2 separate regions of the Mus musculus genome follow, and region 1 is linked to region 2. A link is a loop called in an ENCODE intact Hi-C map of the cell type or tissue named here. Cell type or tissue: left cerebral cortex. All regions are shown on one strand. Links, peaks and the distances in the headings refer to the core of each region. The heading gives the core; the rest is flanking DNA.

Region 1 (8,336 bases), core at 64-8,063, 120 kb after region 2:
TTTTGTCAGAGGAGGTCAGAATTGGCAGATTAAAAAAAAAGATATTATTTGCAGAGTTATGAATGTCCCCACAGAAACTATTTCTATCAGACCACTAGTTGTGACAGGGTTAGGAAACCAGTTTAAACTGTTAATCGGCCACAAAAAGGGCCTCAGATCGACGCCTTTCATTGTAAGGCTGTAAAAGCTAAGCTGTACATCGGGAAGAAATTAGACAGCGGCAAAACCATTACCTTGACTTCCCACAATAAAGACAACCTTAAGAGGGGCTATTGATGGTTTCAAATTACATCACAGCAGTTTGTGGGTTCTTCCTCCGAGCTCATGGAATACAATTTTAAAATGTGGATTCTTCAAAGAGCAGTCGCCGGCATGGTATTCACACATGGACAGGCAGCTACCCTTTGATTTTATTTATTGCAAAGTGGAGGTGAAGAGAGGAAAACAAAGACAAACAACCAGAATAAGGAGTTTAAAAAGAATCATGTCCGGTTTATATTTCCCAAGCTTTCTGTGCTCTTTCTTGCAGGGAAACTGGGGTGGGGGTGGGGGGCGGGAAGGGGACCAGAGGGAAACCCCTGTGCATGGCCCGTCCTGTCCGCCCTCTGCTTCTGAAGGTTCCAATCTGCACTCAGACTTGTGGGTTAAAGTTGGGAAAGACATTTTCCCAAACACGACTCCAGGGCCAGGGTCACACCGAAACTCCACTAGTCCTTTGGGGAGAAATCTCTCCGTTGGCCATGGTGGCCTTGTGCCTTCCACCAGCCGATTCCCCCGAAAGAGCTTGTACATTGGTAAAATTCACCGAAAGCGGGTGGCCCACCCTCCTCTTTTACTCTCAAAAGTGGTCTCTGCATTTTCAGGAGTCTCAAAAAGAGGAAGTCCCTCTCAATCGCCATCCTTAAAGTCACCTTACTGTTCTCGAAAGGCCTATAAAAAACGGGGTACCCTGCCACCTCAGTTGGCGTTTCTCTAAGTTAGTGGTGGAAACCCACACGGTGTCTGTTATTTTTATCCACTAAAGACAGCCAAGCTGAGTTCTTCCAGCAAAGGGACCATGGCGATTTTTTTTTCCCTGTGCTGGGGCGGATGGGGCTGTTGGGGTCAGGAGAGCCCTGAGGGGACCTCTACAGCTTCTCTGAGAGAGTGGCGCAGTGGTAGCCTGGGTGCCGCATTCGCTGCACAGCACTGCCCCCTGGCAACTGGCGCACAAACCGCTCCGCTCAGCCTCAGGGCTTCTTTCCTGCCCACTGGGGTGAACTCAGCCTTATCTTTCCAGATCACATCCCTGCTAGCCAAGCCATTTCAGAGGCCTGAAGAAGGACCCCCAACTCTTGTAAGAGCCTCAGTTCTGTTCTCCCCAAAGGGATCCAGGATCTAGGCTGTAGGGTGAACTGGAGAGGAGAGGCTGCAGGAAAACAATGATTTCCATCTAGGAGGGGACAGGAGCGCAGGCTCCCGGTGACCTGGTCGAAATGTACCTAAGGAAGGAGGACAAACATGGCTGGAGCTCAGATTTCTATTGGGAAGCTGCCGCAGAGGCTGTGTTCCCTGACCTCAGCACGACCTAACCACAAGTTCAGCCCTACTGGATAGTTTGTTTCAAGCTTTGGGGCTGGCCCAGATAGAGAAGAGTGTGTTGAGACCAGGAGAGACAGGTTGACTTAGGTAAGTTACTTTTCCTTCCCGTATACAGGTTTCCTTGTGTGGTTTTCTATAGTGGTGATGAAGATTAATTGATACAATATCCTTAAGGGGTGCAAGTCACCTGTCCAACAATTACCGCGGGCAATCTCACTTCATCTAATGCTGTCCGCACAAAAGTAGAGGTTGGTTTTTTTTTAAGATTTATTTATTTATCATTTATATTTATTTTATTTTGTGTGTATGCGTGTTTTGCTTGCATGTATGTCTGTGCACCACATGCATGCCTGATGCCTGAGGCTGAGGAAGCAGCAAGGCTCCCTGTGGGTGCTGGGAATCAGACCCTGGTCCTTTGCAAGACCAAGTGCTCTTAACCATGGAGCTAACTCTCCAGCTCCCAAGGTTTTGTTTTAGTTTTTGTTTTCTAAGATGTGTTTTATCTCATGTATGAATACGTGTGCATACGTGTGCAAATGAGTTCATACCCAGGAAGCCAAGAAGAGGGCATCAGCTCCCCTGCAGTGGAGTTAGAGGCAATTGTGAGTCTCTTGATGCTAGCTAGTTCCAGGGACCAGACTCAGATCCTCTGCAAGAACAGTGCATGCTTTTTAACCTCAGAACCACCTTCCCAGGCCAGAGCTTTTAAAGCTTCATGTTACAAAACAAGCAACCGGTTCAGCAAACAGAGTAATTTCTCAAGATTCCACAGCTAGAACATGGCTGGAGGATGGCATGAAACTAACCCCTGCTTGAAAGACCAAAGCTCCGAGCCACCAAGTTGTGTAACGTCTTACAGTGGCTAGCATTTTCTGCTTTCCACCTCATCTACTTTGTTGAGACTGCAGTGGAAATTTCCAGCTGTGGAACCCCAAGAACTCAAGGGTGGTTTGAAGCCCTCTGGCTGAGACCCCCTTCTCTGGTCCCCAAGGTATACTGAGGTTATCTTGACTAATCTGAGCACCACATGCAAGGAACCCCTACTTTCTCCTCTGCCAAGGCTGCTCTTGTAGCTGGTCATGGAGGAAGTCATTGAGTCCCCTGGAAGACTGCAGAGGTGGAGAGGGGACTTAAGGAAGGACACCTCTGAACCCTATTTGGACCCTCACAGCATAAAGTCTGATCATCTCCTATCATAAACCGAGGCCTAGGTCACTGTACTAAGATGCCATCAGAAAGTAGGCTTGGTTGGGGTTCCCCAGAGGTTGGCTCCATGCAGTTACCCCTGGGTTCCTCAACAGGTGGTTGTAAACTCAGGAGCCAGGCCCTGAACCCACACAGCCCTCTCTCCAGGCACTATCCACACTGTGGGTAGACTTAGAACCTAAGGACCAAACACTTGGCCCTAACTCTGACCCAAGACATTTCTACCATGGAGCTAGGGGTAAACATCTGGATGGAGCTGTCAGCAGCACGTGCAAGGGACTCAGCGCCCCCTGGTGGCAGGACTTAGAACTCACCCCCTCGTCTTACCACCTTTGCCACCAGATACATAAGGAGATTCGAGGTAAATGTCGGTCTGAGAAAAGGAACATGCGCCGCACATGTACAAACATGGATGCACACATGCTTCTCTTTCCAAAACCCTTCCCCCAAGGCAGAAAGTAATGATACATGTTTACATCTATCGGGATTGTTAAAGAGACTGTGTCACCCCCACTCACTGGTCCATCTGATTTATGAAATGGGGAGGCAACTGTGATGCAAACCTCTCTGCCATGCAGTGTTCCCAGATGCCTAAGGCTACATGAATAGTGCTGTTTATACTTTGAAAACCCCTTCAGAGAGAGAAAAGGTTCCTCTAAACCAAAATCAAGGGGGGAATTGTACCGAGAGTGTTTGCAAATGGGAAATGGTGGATTGACACCTGCCTTGCCTGCCTGATGGGTCTAATCCAGCCTTGTACATTAGAACACAGATAACTTGCTCTGTACCTCCACTAGGATGGCACCCTGCCCTCCTCTTTTCTCGTTTTTACAGGGAAGGAAGAGGCGTGGTCACTTTTCTGCTACAGAATTAGAAAGTCAGGGGCTGTTGTCCACTGAAGTCTTGAGGGTATGATGACTGGCAGGACTGTCTCAGGGAGCACATGGCCTTGAAATTTGACACAGTGGCCCAATTGGGTAAAACATACTCGAGGCCTGGTAATCTGGTTTCGCTTCTCATGTTTCCAGTTCTCAAAGCTGACCCTCAAATCATCTACTTGTGGAGATGAACTTCTCTGAGAGCTGGGGATAAAGAAATTGATCACAGAGCCTAGCCCAGCACTTGTTTCAGAAAATGTTTTATGAGTAGTTTCAAATGTCACCAAAAGACAAAACAGAATTATAATGAGCTCCTGGGGGGTCAAATAACAAAATCATGACAAATCTGTTCCCAAAAGACAACCCCTTCACCAAAACTTTAGTACAATCTGTTGAATAGTAGTTTCATGACTTGATCCATAGAACCTGGAGGAAGCTCCTCAGGACTCCTGATGTTCTAACAGGAGTTTCTTTAAGACTCAGGGAATATACAACTCAGAAGCTCCAGGAAGTCCCTGAAACTGACCAGATTCAGTAGCTCCTCTCTACAAAGCTTGTATAAGCAGGGAGGACTGCTGAGAGACATTCTCAGACAAGAGAAACTGCCTGCAAGAGGCTTGAACTAGATAAGCTGCCCAGGAAAGGCAAAGACCAGATAAGCTGCCAGGAAGAGATATCCTCTTACCTGTTGAGCTTCCTGCAGGCTATACAGTATGCCCCAGGTTTCCAGCTTACATGAGCAGTCACACATGTTGGGTGTACTTAGATGATAGCAGCCAGCTGTCTTTGAGTCATCTGTGCTCCTGCAAACAACACCTTGCCCAGATTCCTGAAAGTAACCCCAATAAACATGGGTTCACCAAGTTTGAACTTTGGTGGGATCCATATTTCAGTCTGTCTTGGGTTCCCTATCTTGTCTTGGGTAAGTAGATACTTGTTCGTGTCCTTCCCCAGAGATAGCTGAAACACTAACAACACAACCTCAGAACCAAGACTGGTATGCCTGAGCATCAAGGATGTCTACCGAATTCACTAAAGCTTCATCTGCACCCGGATTCCTGGAGGATCCCTTGGTTTTTATAGAACTTAAGCTGGAGGCTTGGATTCTCTGGTTGACTTGGGGATGGTATTTGTCTGCTTCTCTGAGTACTAATGTTACTTCTCTGAGTACTAATGTTACTAATGTTACTTCTCTGAGTACTAATGTTACTTCTCTGAGTGAGTACTAATGTTACTTCTCTGAGTACTAATGTTACTTCTCTGAGTACTAATGTTACTTCTCTGAGTACTAATGTTACTTCTCTGAGTACTAATGTTACTAATGTTACTTCTCTGAGTACTAATGTTACTTCTCTGAGTACTAATGTTACTTCTCTGAGTACTAATGTTACTTCTCTGAGTACTAATGTTACTAATGTTACTTCTCTGAGTACTAATGTTACTTCTCTGAGTGAGTAGTAATGTTACTTCTCTGAGTACTAATGTTACTTCTCTGAGTACTAATGTTACTAATGTTACTTCTCTGAGTACTAATGTTACTTCTCTGAGTACTAATGTTACTTCTCTGAGTACTAATGTTACTTCTCTGAGTACTAATGCTACTTCTCTGAGTACTAATGTTACTTCTCTGAGTACTAATGTTACTTCTCTGAGTACTAATGTTACTAATGTTACTTCTCTGAGTACTAATGTTACTTCTTTGAGTACTAATGTTACTTCTCTGAGTACTAATGTTACTTCTCTGAGTACTAATGTTACTAATGTTACTTCTCTGAGTACTAATGTTACTTCTCTGAGTGAGTACTAATGTTACTTCTCTGAGTACTAATGTTACTTCTCTGAGTACTAATGTTACTAATGTTACTTCTCTGAGTACAAATGTTACTTCTCTGAGTACTAATGTTACTAATGTTACTTCTCTGAGTACTAATGTTACTTCTCTGAGTACTAATGTTACTAATGTTACTTCTCTGAGTACTAATGTTACTTCTCTGAGTACTAATGTTACTTCTCTGAGTACTAATGTTACTAATGTTACTTCTCTGAGTACTAATGTTACTTCTCTGAGTACTAATGTTACTAATGTTACTTCCCATGGTTGCTATGAAGATGAGAAATACTTCCTGCAAAGTTTACCATAGGACAATGAGGAGTATCTTGACTATTTCATCCAGGGATGGAATTCAGTGAGGTGTTTAAATAAATTGTGAAGATTTGAAAACTGGGTTTCAGTTATTTCTTTTGAATTTTGAATTAGTTCTAAAAGACTGGAACCAGGGAAAGTTTTTGCCCACCTTTTGCAGTGCTGGGAGGCCAAACTTAGGGCTTCATGTCTCCTTGGCCACCATCTATTATTGAGAAATTGTCCTAGCCATGTGTGGTCAGCTTTTTATCCCAAGTCCATGGTGCCTTTAGCATATTCAGAAGCCAAAGATGGCCAGAATGAAACAAAGTTACTTAGTTAGGACCCCAAGTTTCTCTAAGGATACTCCTGGCTTGTGCGTGTGTGTGTGTGTGTGTGTGTGTGTGTGTGTGTGTGTGTGTGTGTGCTTGTCAAGGGTCAGGTCTGTATTTCTGCATCCAACATGGGATCCAGCATAGGAACCAGGGCTGACGGATGTTGACATCGTTGGATCACATGGCCTATGCACGGACGCTCCATCTACAGAACCTATGACTTTCACTTGGTTTGTCTCTCACCTGCTTTGAATGGCTCAAGTTCCCACATCACGCAGGACTCGCCATTGTTCAGACTTTACATTTCCTGGTGTTTTGTTTTTCCCCACTGCCTTTCTGTCTCTGTAAGCTGCATGGGGGTAAAGGCCACAGCTGCTTTCTCATCAGTGTATTCTTAGCCCATAACACAATGAATAATTGTCGGAATGATTTATTTTTATTGGAAGCTGGATTTAGAAACTAGTTTAACCCTAACTTCACCCTAACCAGTAGTTCTTGCAAAGAACTCACAATGCATCATTTCAATGTGTTGTGTGTGAAATTAACCTCCATGTGCCCCGCAGGATGAGCTGTTCTGGAGGAGATGGGGTAGAAGGGGTCAGGTCAAGTTTGGATCACTGGATGCTTGAATTGTACAGCGTAATGAATAAATTTAAAACATAATAAGATGCAAGAGGAAAGAGATAGTCCCTGAGTTTGGGGTTATACAATACTTCAGTCTCTTTTCCTTCCTTCTCACTCCTCCCCTCCCCTCCCTCCTGACTTCTCACTCTCTCTCCTGCCTATCTCCATCTTAGTCTCTAGCATTGTGATTGTTTTATCATCTTGGTGGAATTCAGAGTTATGGAGTGAACAATCATGGGTATGTCTGTGAGGGATCATCTACATTAGGTTAATTAAGGTGGTTGTCTTTCCTTGGACTGAATGAAGAGGAGGAGCAGGATGAAAACTCCACCCATCAGTGTGTGCTTTCTGACTGCGGGTGCCATGTGACCAGCTGCCTCGAGCTCCTGCCACCATGCTGGACCCTCAGACTATGAGCCAGAATAAACTCGTTTGTAAGTTACGTTTGTCAGGATATCTTACCGAAGCAACAGGATAAGTAGCTAATCTAATCATGCATTGTCTCCAGTCTCTTCCATAACTCTCTCCACATTAATTTCCCCCTTAGTGATGGGATTTCTGATGGAGAGTGAGGGGACCCAGTAGAGAGAGGGATTCTGTAGCAATGGCACCCACTTTACTTTAGAAATCTGTTCCCCTACTCTGGTGAAAGCATACCCAGGACTGGATACACACAGCTTCCCCTTGCTTTTGCTGCAGAATGTATTTGGGACCTCAATGGGCATCACCAAATGATTGGCTGAATTAGGGGATAACATGGCTGTCAGCCTAATGCAGATGTTTGCACCTTACAACACTGTCTCTTTCCCTTCCTGTACAGTGTACTCTGGTCTGTCCTACCATATATTCTGTTCAATTTGTCTGTCTTTCCCAGTGAAGTCCACTGTATTTCCTGAGTCCTACTGGACACACCCTACACATTTTCCTTATGTCTCATGACCTTCTGACTTGCTTCCTGTTTTTGTTAACTTCTGTATCATAATTGACTACTACCAAATGCAGCATGTATGATGAAATACACTAATTAAGCACCTACTGTGCACTGAGCATTGTCTAAGCATTGACAGCTCCCACATGACTCCTCTGCAGACTTCCATATGTTATTGACAATGATCTCTACAGCTCCAGCCAGTGGTTAACTGGGGCAATTACAGTGAAAGCTGTGAGAATCGCCTGACCTTGGGTGGATGGATAGTCGATGAGTATCCCTGAGAAGGTGTCCACTTTTCTGACACTTGGAAGAGCAGAGCATTCCAGAAATTTCTCCTAAATAAACACTAAAACTAAGTAGACTTGTTTTTCTTCACCCCCTCTCAGTTCTGAGTCATATTTCACCTATTTCCCCCCCCCCCAACATGTTGAAGAACACTCAGCTGCTCTGGTCCTTCAAATGCGCAAACATGTTTTATACATGTTTATACATGTTTTATACAACAACAACAGCGAAAACACACCTATTGGCAAAAGACCCGTGTGCAACAGCATTTAGGCTTACAAACGCCTCTAACAGGAACCAACAGCCTATAATTAGAATTTAACAATTCAAGAGAGGAGTAATATGCACCCTGCAGGACAGATTGGAGTCTTTTT
Region 2 (8,336 bases), core at 187-8,186:
GACAGGAACAAGGTCTCATGTAGCCCAGTCTAGCCTAGCTGAGGTTGACTCTGGCCCTGTGTGCCCCTTTGACACTGCCATGCCCAGACTGTTGCTTCTCCCTTGGTGGACACTGGGCAGTTTCAAGGAGTGTTGCTCAGGCTTTGAGTAGAATCTGATGTTTTCCTCAAGAGTACATGAGACTCCAAGATTTTTAAGGGAAAGTCAGATAAGATGCCATTTTTATCATATCCTATACTCTATCTCACTACACACACAGTGCTTTGTGTCCTGTTATATCTTGTCTGTTTTTAACTGTCCCAACTTTGGCCAGTAGACAACTCTTCCATTGGCTTCTGTGACTCTTGGACACAGTCCCATCACGTGAGCTTATTAGTTGGAGCACTTCCTTAGGTTTGGGAACCACGGACTGTTCCAGGCTCATCGGGCATATTTGGGTATCTCGAAAACCAGCCATTTCCCTTGGAGACCAACCATGTTTCTTTTATCAAAGGGCATTATTAGCACCCATGTTCTGAATATGTGTGTGTGTGTATACATATATATAAATATGTACCCATAAGTGTGTGTGTATATATATAAAATATAAATATTGCTACATGTAACAATCTATGTCTACAATAAGCTAATATAAATTCATACACATGCCTTTAACTCCAGTCCATTACCAAAAGCACTATTTTCAATAGGGAAAAAAAGTCTTGGCCCTCCCAAGGTCACAGTATATTAAATACCTTCTCTTTAGAAAGAGAGAGTAAAACACAGATTGGGGAATAATGGGTTAGAAGAAAAATAATGTTATAAATTTCACTTTTAGTTAATATTTTATAAACAAAAGGAGGACTCCATTCCCTGGGACTAGTGTTAATGGAGAGGGGGCTCTGAGCAGCTGTCATGGCTCCAGTCCTGGGGGCTGGGGGACTCTGAGCATCAGACATGGCTCCAGTCCTGGGGGGGGGCATCTCTGAGCAGCAGACATGGCTCCAGCCCCTGAAGGTCCATCTCCTGAGGGCCTAGTTGCCAACTCCTCAGCAGAGCTCACTGACCTTGGGAGTAAACTATGATCCTAATACCCACCTGGTGACTCAGAAATAGGCAACTCTTGGACCATGCTCAGAAAAACATTGCTGAAAAACCAAGTTTGTGCATGAAGCCAAGACACCCATGTCATTTCCAAATGCCTTTGGTTGAGGGACTCTGGGTGCATGCATCTCTTAGTGTAGTAACTCGGCTTCACTTACACATGAAGTATGGCCTCGAGACAGCCTGGGCTCCTTTAACTACAATAATGTCCCCACAGATTTCTCCCCCGGAAGCCAAAGGAACCCTGGAAAAGGCACCCATGAGTCACACTAGCTTGCTCTAGGAAGAAGCTGCACCTTAAGAATTAGCTCTGTGTTACCCAATCATCTGTACTGGGCTGTGCTGGTACAAGCCTACAGGCTCGTGTTGCAATCCCACAGGCTAGTATTGCAATCCCAGTACTTGGAAGGGAAGGCAGAGGACCAGAAGTTCAAGGTCATCATCTGCTACCATGGGGTTTGAGGCTTACATGATATATGCCTCAAAAGATAAAAAAATAAAAATCTTACAACAGAATAATTGTTTTAAGTCGTATTTACCCTAGAATGACCACAGATTTTGATTCTAGTTGTCACTGGTCCTTTCTGAGAATACTGTTATCAGGTTAAAGGTTAAAGGTTATCAGGTTAAAGGTTCAGTGGTAAAATACTTGCCTAGCATATATAAAGGTTTAGATCCCATCCTTAGCCCTAAGAAGGAAGAAAGTGGGGAGAGGGAAAGAGGAAGTCGAAAAAAGTCTCATGCACATTGTGAAATGACAATCACACATCATCATCACCAAGTTCCAAACAGCACTGCCTTGCTATGATGACTAATAGGTACCTGCTGTTTGGGTTAGGCCCTTCAATGCTGGTGGCCCATTCTGCATTGAACAGCATTGGTAATCCATGGACTTTCTGTGTATGTGGACATGTATGTGTGTACGTGTGGTGTGTGGAGGACTCCACTAAAGCTGCTCCCTGACCAAAAGACCAGAATCCATGACACATATAAGCCAACCAGACACACTTCCTAGATTTAATACTGTCTGTAGACCCAGAAAGTCACCACCATCAAGGACCAGGTCTTATTCACTGGTCTCTGCTGCCTTGCCCAGTGCCTGGCTATGAATATTCAGTGTATGCTTGTTGAATGAATCACCCAGAAAGCCATGCACCTTCAACAAATGCTGAACTAAGTCTATCATTTTCCAAGAGAATTCTACAGAGAGAGAGAAAATTGTATGATGTTTTGTAAGGGAAATGTCCACTTTGATAGCTGGGAAATATGCATCGGAAATAGTATCCTAAGTTGCCATTTGTCCATGCATTAACAATGTCAATCAGCCCAATAAAATAAAGCCTGAGGGGGGAGAAGACAAAAGGAGAATTACCTCATTACCTCAGCATCTGCTTGAACATAAAAAAAAAAATCACACACTGGCTAATTTTTTTTTTAAGGGACATAATATAACTTTCTAGAAAGACATAATATACCTAATTATAGCATTCAGTAGACGGGAACATACAATGTTGTGGAGTAATTCAGAAGTGGGTGTGACTTATAAGACACAGAGCCGGGGAATGGTACATATAAATTAGAGATTGTTCATATTATGACAGACTCCGTCAATGCATTTCACAACTTTTGTCAAGCACAACGTTACTCTCAACACTGAAGGCTCCCACTAGAGAAGGCTGTTGTCAGCTCTGCAGTTCACACAGCAGCCTCCCTCCTGAACACCCTTCCCTGGGGAACAGGTTCAAGTCTCAGCCTTAAAGCTCATCAATGGGGGCAACTGCATGAGAAGACCAAAATGGTCAATACAAATAGGTGAAGATCCAAACTTCACTTGTAGCCAGAGCAATGTAGGTTTTAAAGGAGGCATGTTGCCAGTTCCGATGGCAGACATTCAGAAACCTGCCAGGCTGGCCAGCTGACGACTACTGTCAGCGCATGTTAACCAGCAAATGATGACGAGGGCTTTGCTGGGGGAACAGAAACTGGCAGAGTTAGTGACAGAGGAGGGCTTCTTACTGAATGGCAGAACATCATAACATGCATGCCACCGAATCCAACAGTCCATCCCTAAGAACCCATCTTAGAAGCAACAGTAGTCTATTGACTTGCACGCCTCTTTGATTAATGACTGTCGACCAGATGAGAAACTTCCTAAGAGCCAGGATGATCTGATTCACTATCTATAGCTACGGAGTCCGAAACAGGGGCCTTGTGCATGTTAAGTAACTGATAGTTGTTACAGAAACAAAAACATAAACATGTTAGCAGTGAACAAGGAAAACGGAGCATCCAACCAAAAATCTTCTCCTTGTTCATATTAGGTTGGGAGACTGACTCACCATGGCAACAGCTCACCATCACCACAAAAAAACCTGACCATAATACTGGTATACCCAAAGACCTGGTTGCCATGTTTACACCTCAAATCCCCAACTTCCCAGCTAATTCCACAGGTAAAATAGCCATTAAAAACTCCTAAATAAGTCTTTTAACGCAGTCTGGTTTTAAGATATGAAAATCTCACCATAGACTGAACAAATAGTATCTATGTGACCAGTCCAATGTCCAAAACCAAGAGTACTCTCAAGAGACACAAACCTAAGTTCTATTCTCCTGGTACGCCCTTCCTCAGGAAAACAGAACCTTTAGAAATACTAAGGCCACAAATTTGTTTTCCAATACAACACAACAGAAAGCGCTAGACACTTAGGAACCCTCCCTTCTTCAAACATCAGTCCAGCAAAAGGCCTGAGGAGATATGTGTGGATGTGGTCACTGTTAGTGCACTCTGAGAATTACAATAAAATAATAAAAGGAAGTAACATATTTTACTTTGTTTTACAATCATTTGCAAGATGACCATCCATCAAAAGATCTGGTATTAATACCAAAAGTTTTCATAAGTCCAGAGTAATGAATCAAAAGTCTTCGGGTGTGAGACACGGGAAATTGTTATTAAAAGTAAATACTAGTGAAATCCAATCTTCTATGAAAATACTTGAAGGATTACAAATAAGGCATTCTGTCCATCCATTGAGTCACAGGTGCGATGTGGGCTGACTTCAGGCTAATTGCAGATGAGAGGGGGAAATGAAAGCAATTAACACCCATTCTGGATTTCTAGATGCCACATAGGGAAAAGTGCTTCATCCATTTCAGCGAGGTTAGGTAACTCCCCTGAGGTCACACAGTACAGTGCTGTGGAGCCCTTTCTGCGGAAGTGTGGCTGATGGATTTGAAGAGCAGCAAGCGGCTCAAGTCCTTGCTAGGACCTCTTAAGCCACCTGGCTCAGTCACAAGACTCAGTGATGGGAAGACACCAACTTCCTGGAGAGCTGAGTCAAGAAGAGGAATAGGACCATTGAGCAGGGCCCTTCCAATGTTAGCAAGTCCTGCAGCAAAGAGCATGCATGACCTTTTACCTCCTAAACCTGTGCAGTTCCTCTTTCTTGACCCATATTCTCAAACCACACTTTGAACAGGATAATTAGTCGTGGTATTTTTAAAGTGTGTCAGATTAACTGTCTCTAGGATCTTGCTTTGTTCACAAATGTTCTGATGGCAATCATTAGCTACCAAGCGGTAGAGAAAAGCATGCAAAACGGCCTGGATTTCCAGCCCCAGCCCCGCTTCCTCATTAAGCCCCACACAGGCAGGGTGTCGACTCACTGACTAATAAATTGCTAAAAATGGGAAGTGATAAGAACACATCGGTTCCCTGAAAAATCCCAGCTGGGTAAAGAAAAAGGAACTAGACCGAACCCAAAAGAAGGGAACGCTGCAGGCCCAGGAACGCCAAAGTGTGCAAGGGTGCGGCCTCAGCTAGGAGCCAGGCCAACTGAGCCACTACCCGGCGCCCAGCGATCCTACCCTACCCGGCTCGCTACTCCCGCGTGGACTGAGGTGCGTGCCCTGACCCTGTCCACGCCCGACGCGTGTCCCTTTGCCCGGGTCGCGCGCCCTAGTCCTGCAGGGCGCGCGATCCCACTGCGGGAAGACGCTGCAGCTCCTCCGCCCAGGGCGCTGCACCCCATGGCGCTTGGGGATGCGGGGTGACCGCGGCGGCCTCACGGTCCCTTGGCCACGGCTGGCACCTGCGGCTGCGCCCAGAGCTGTCCCGCCCGAGGCCGCTGCTGGGCACCTGCGGCAGCCGGCCCACCTACCTTGCTCCTTCAAGCTGGTGATGAGCTGCAGCTGCTTCTCCTCGTCCGAGCTGTTCATTTTGGCGGGTGGGGCTGGGGATAAAAGGCAAGGAGGGAGAGGCGAGGGGGACACGGGGGAGGGGGAGCAGAAAGCAAGATGCCGGTGGCGCGGCGTGCGGCTGCACTACCCGGAAGTTGGGATCGCTCCCGCTCCTCCTCCTCCTGGCGCGCCGCACGCGGTGAGATCATCCCACGCACCTACTCGCGGGCCCTGGCTGCCCCACCTGCGGCGGGCGGGTCTGGGCGCCTGGCCCGGTAGGGGCGTGGGCCGCTGGAGGCGGGTGAAGTGTCACGGCCCTGGGGCGCCTGCGATCCTCCCAGGTGGCTGTATGCGGTTCTGCTAAGGCCGCCGCTGCGCCAGGCTTTCCACCCGAGGCGCGCACCATGGAGACTCGACCCGGGTTCCCCAGGTCCGCCACCCTAGAGCTGGACAGCGGATCTGAGCAGGACCGGACGGACCCCAGAGGACCAGGCTCCTATCCTAGTTCTCAGTCACTGCTCATTGGAGCCAGGGCTGGAAAACCCTCTGTTCTACACCATGCACCTGTCCACCAAGCAAGTGCATGTTTGCAGTCTGTCTGGCTAATTGAGTCACCGCAGTCTTGAGGAGTAGGGGGTAGTGGGTAGCAGTCTGAGGGAGGGAGGGAGGGAGGGAGGGAGGGAGGGAGAGAGAGAGAGAGAGAGAGAGAGAGAGAGAGAGAGAGAGAGAGAGAGAGAGAGAGAGAGAGAGAGAAGAGGTGATGGGGGCGTGGCAGTCTGATCGCAGTTCCAGCGTGTGTGAAGAGGCCAGAGTCAGAACCTGGGCCCTGCCTCCAAGTGCCTCACCAGGCCAGAACTGCAGGGAAGGTCATCTGGTTCCGGTGGGAGGATCTTGCATCTTGGGGAGGCTGGCACTGCACTCTGAATACCCAAGGTCACTTTGTTGCATGACAGGGAGCCTCCTGTGTAAGGACTGAAGACAGTCCTTGCCTCTCTTAAGGACCCTCGGTGGCATTTACACCCAACTCTGGGGTAGACCTGGGCAAACATATCTAGGCAGGCTTGCATTCTCCAACTCTAGTTCTCCTAACATTTGCTTGACTCTCCCAAGCTCTGGAATTGGTCTAAAGAATGGAAATAATAAAGCATACTCTTTTAGAATTTAAAAAATTGAACAGGGAGAGGAATTTGACCACAACATCAAATCTAAAAAATAGAAGTGCTTGTCTAGCATGCGCTAAGGCCCCACAATCCATCCGGTCCACCTCCAATAAGGTGGACCGAATGGATAGGTATGCCGCCTGCTCTGCGCAGAGGATTTTTTGTTTTTTATGATTACAGGTGTTATGGTTGCTAATAACAAGTTGAGAAAAGCACAGTTCTTTATTCCAATCATTAAGCGCTCCAGATAAATCCGGGTTAAGTGAGCCTTCTGCACAGCCCTCGTTTTCTTCATCCTCTCTAAACTCATATAGAACACCAGCTCTTCATTCCTTGCGTCTCAATTTAGGCAAACGCCCCAACTCGGCTGGTAGTGGCCCTGCCAGGAGACGTGTATTGATATTCCCATAGATCCTATTACCAGTATCTTTCTGGTACTCATTATTCATACCATCTCGTGGTGACCGTTGAAAAATCAGAATCGGCTATTCCCTTTTAAGAAATGGCAGTGGTTTAGAATGCATAGTTTAACTGTTCGGGTGGCCTGAGGTGGCAGTGTGGATTTCTAAGTAAAAAGAATGAAAGATGGAACTTTATGAAATTATTTCAGTGTGGGGATTTTGCTATTTGGTCCTTCCTGGAATGTTTCATAAGAATGTTTCATAAGTTCAAAATATTTTCCAGTCAGCTACAGTGATGATCATAAAGATTGGTATAGGCTCAGGACACACAAGACCAAGTTCTCTGCCCAAAGATTTGCCCCAAAAGGACAAAGGTCAAGGAGTAAGAAACAAAGACAGGAGATAGAGGATGAGGGAGAAGGAAAAGGGAACAAGGGAGGAGGGGACATGGTATTTGTCCTAGAAAGACAAAGGACAGCCTCTAGATGGGAGCCAGACATGGCCCATAGGAAAATGGTGGTTTATATAAGGTAAGGGGAGAAACCCTATGTTAGGATGAGGTGTTTAATTTTAATTGGGCATGTTAATTAGGTGAGTCAAAGGGGCTTTTGTTTCCCGGACTTCAACACTTAGATTGCTGAACCTTGGTAGTCAGCCTCAGGAGGAGGGAGTGGCCAAATAAGGGAATAGATTTTGATGGTTAGTTTTAGCAATGTAATCTAATGGTTTTTAGCCAAGACAGGGGGAATAGAAGAGAAGGGCAAGGCTTGCCAGAGCCATGCTTGACATGTTAACATGCCTGGGGTAGTTAGAGCTCCTTCAATGATCCCAAAAGATAACCACATGGTCTTTCTCCTGGGGTTACCTTTTTAGTCCTAGGACTTGAAAGGTAGGAGATATGCGAGTTTTTAGCCAATTGCATGACCATATGAGGATGGGCTGCCACCAGGTGTTTTGTGAAATGAATGATAATTTATTTCTAGAAACACACACACACACACACACACACAGAGAGAGAGAGAGAGGAGATTCAAGTGATCAGAAATAACTACCTAGCTTTGTAAGGCAGCCATGAAGCTTGTTAGCCTATGACCAAACCCAAGGAACCAGAAGTACCTTCTCCAGCTCCATCACAGGGAAGCAGGATGTCCTGTTGATATTTAGATTGGTTTACAAATCTCCACTCTTTTAAATGGCTGATAGAATTGTCAATTCCAACAACAGTATGATGTCTGGGGAGTTTGAGAGTCTCAAATTGAAATGTTTTGGCCTCACAGTGAATCGGTGGCTCATTGAAATGAATTCCATGTACCCTCTTTGAATTAAAATAGCCACCTGAAAAACAAAGCCCTATTATCCTGAGGCCATGCTATGAATTATTAGGCTAACTATTAGATTTACTTCTTGGGATACAGAGCTTCTGTTACAATGACTTATTTATATGGCATGAATATTGATAGGAAGGATAGAGTTATATAATTAGTTTTTGTTCTGCTTAATAATGCATACG

What was found. A loop is a pair of places that touch in the nucleus more often than their neighbours do. Peaks named below come from ENCODE experiments on the same cell type or tissue, not always from the same donor. Only the 100,000 strongest peaks of a DNase experiment are listed, where the experiment ranks them.
Region 1: a loop joins it to region 2, with 2.1 times the contacts of the local background. A loop is called at or near these places in 2 of 42 quality-filtered maps.

The regions. Positions count from the first base shown.
Region 1 is chr19:59,195,306-59,203,641 of GRCm38, forward strand. No RefSeq gene overlaps it. Among named protein-coding and RNA genes, the nearest start is that of Kcnk18, 20 kb to the right of the region's middle. In left cerebral cortex, for the core only: CTCF peaks have their summits at 1,194, 3,088 (motif pointing left) and 7,897; DNase peaks (open chromatin) are centred at 1,179 and 3,032.
Region 2 is chr19:59,070,209-59,078,544 of GRCm38, forward strand. It overlaps Shtn1 (shootin 1), which reads right to left and starts at 5,861. Exons shown (of 17, transcript NM_001114312.1): 1 at 5,247-5,861. The coding sequence starts at 5,304. In left cerebral cortex, for the core only: no CTCF peak of the experiment used is centred there; DNase peaks (open chromatin) are centred at 4,433, 4,737, 4,804 and 5,447; H3K4me3 peaks cover 1,739 bases; H3K27ac peaks cover 1,592 bases.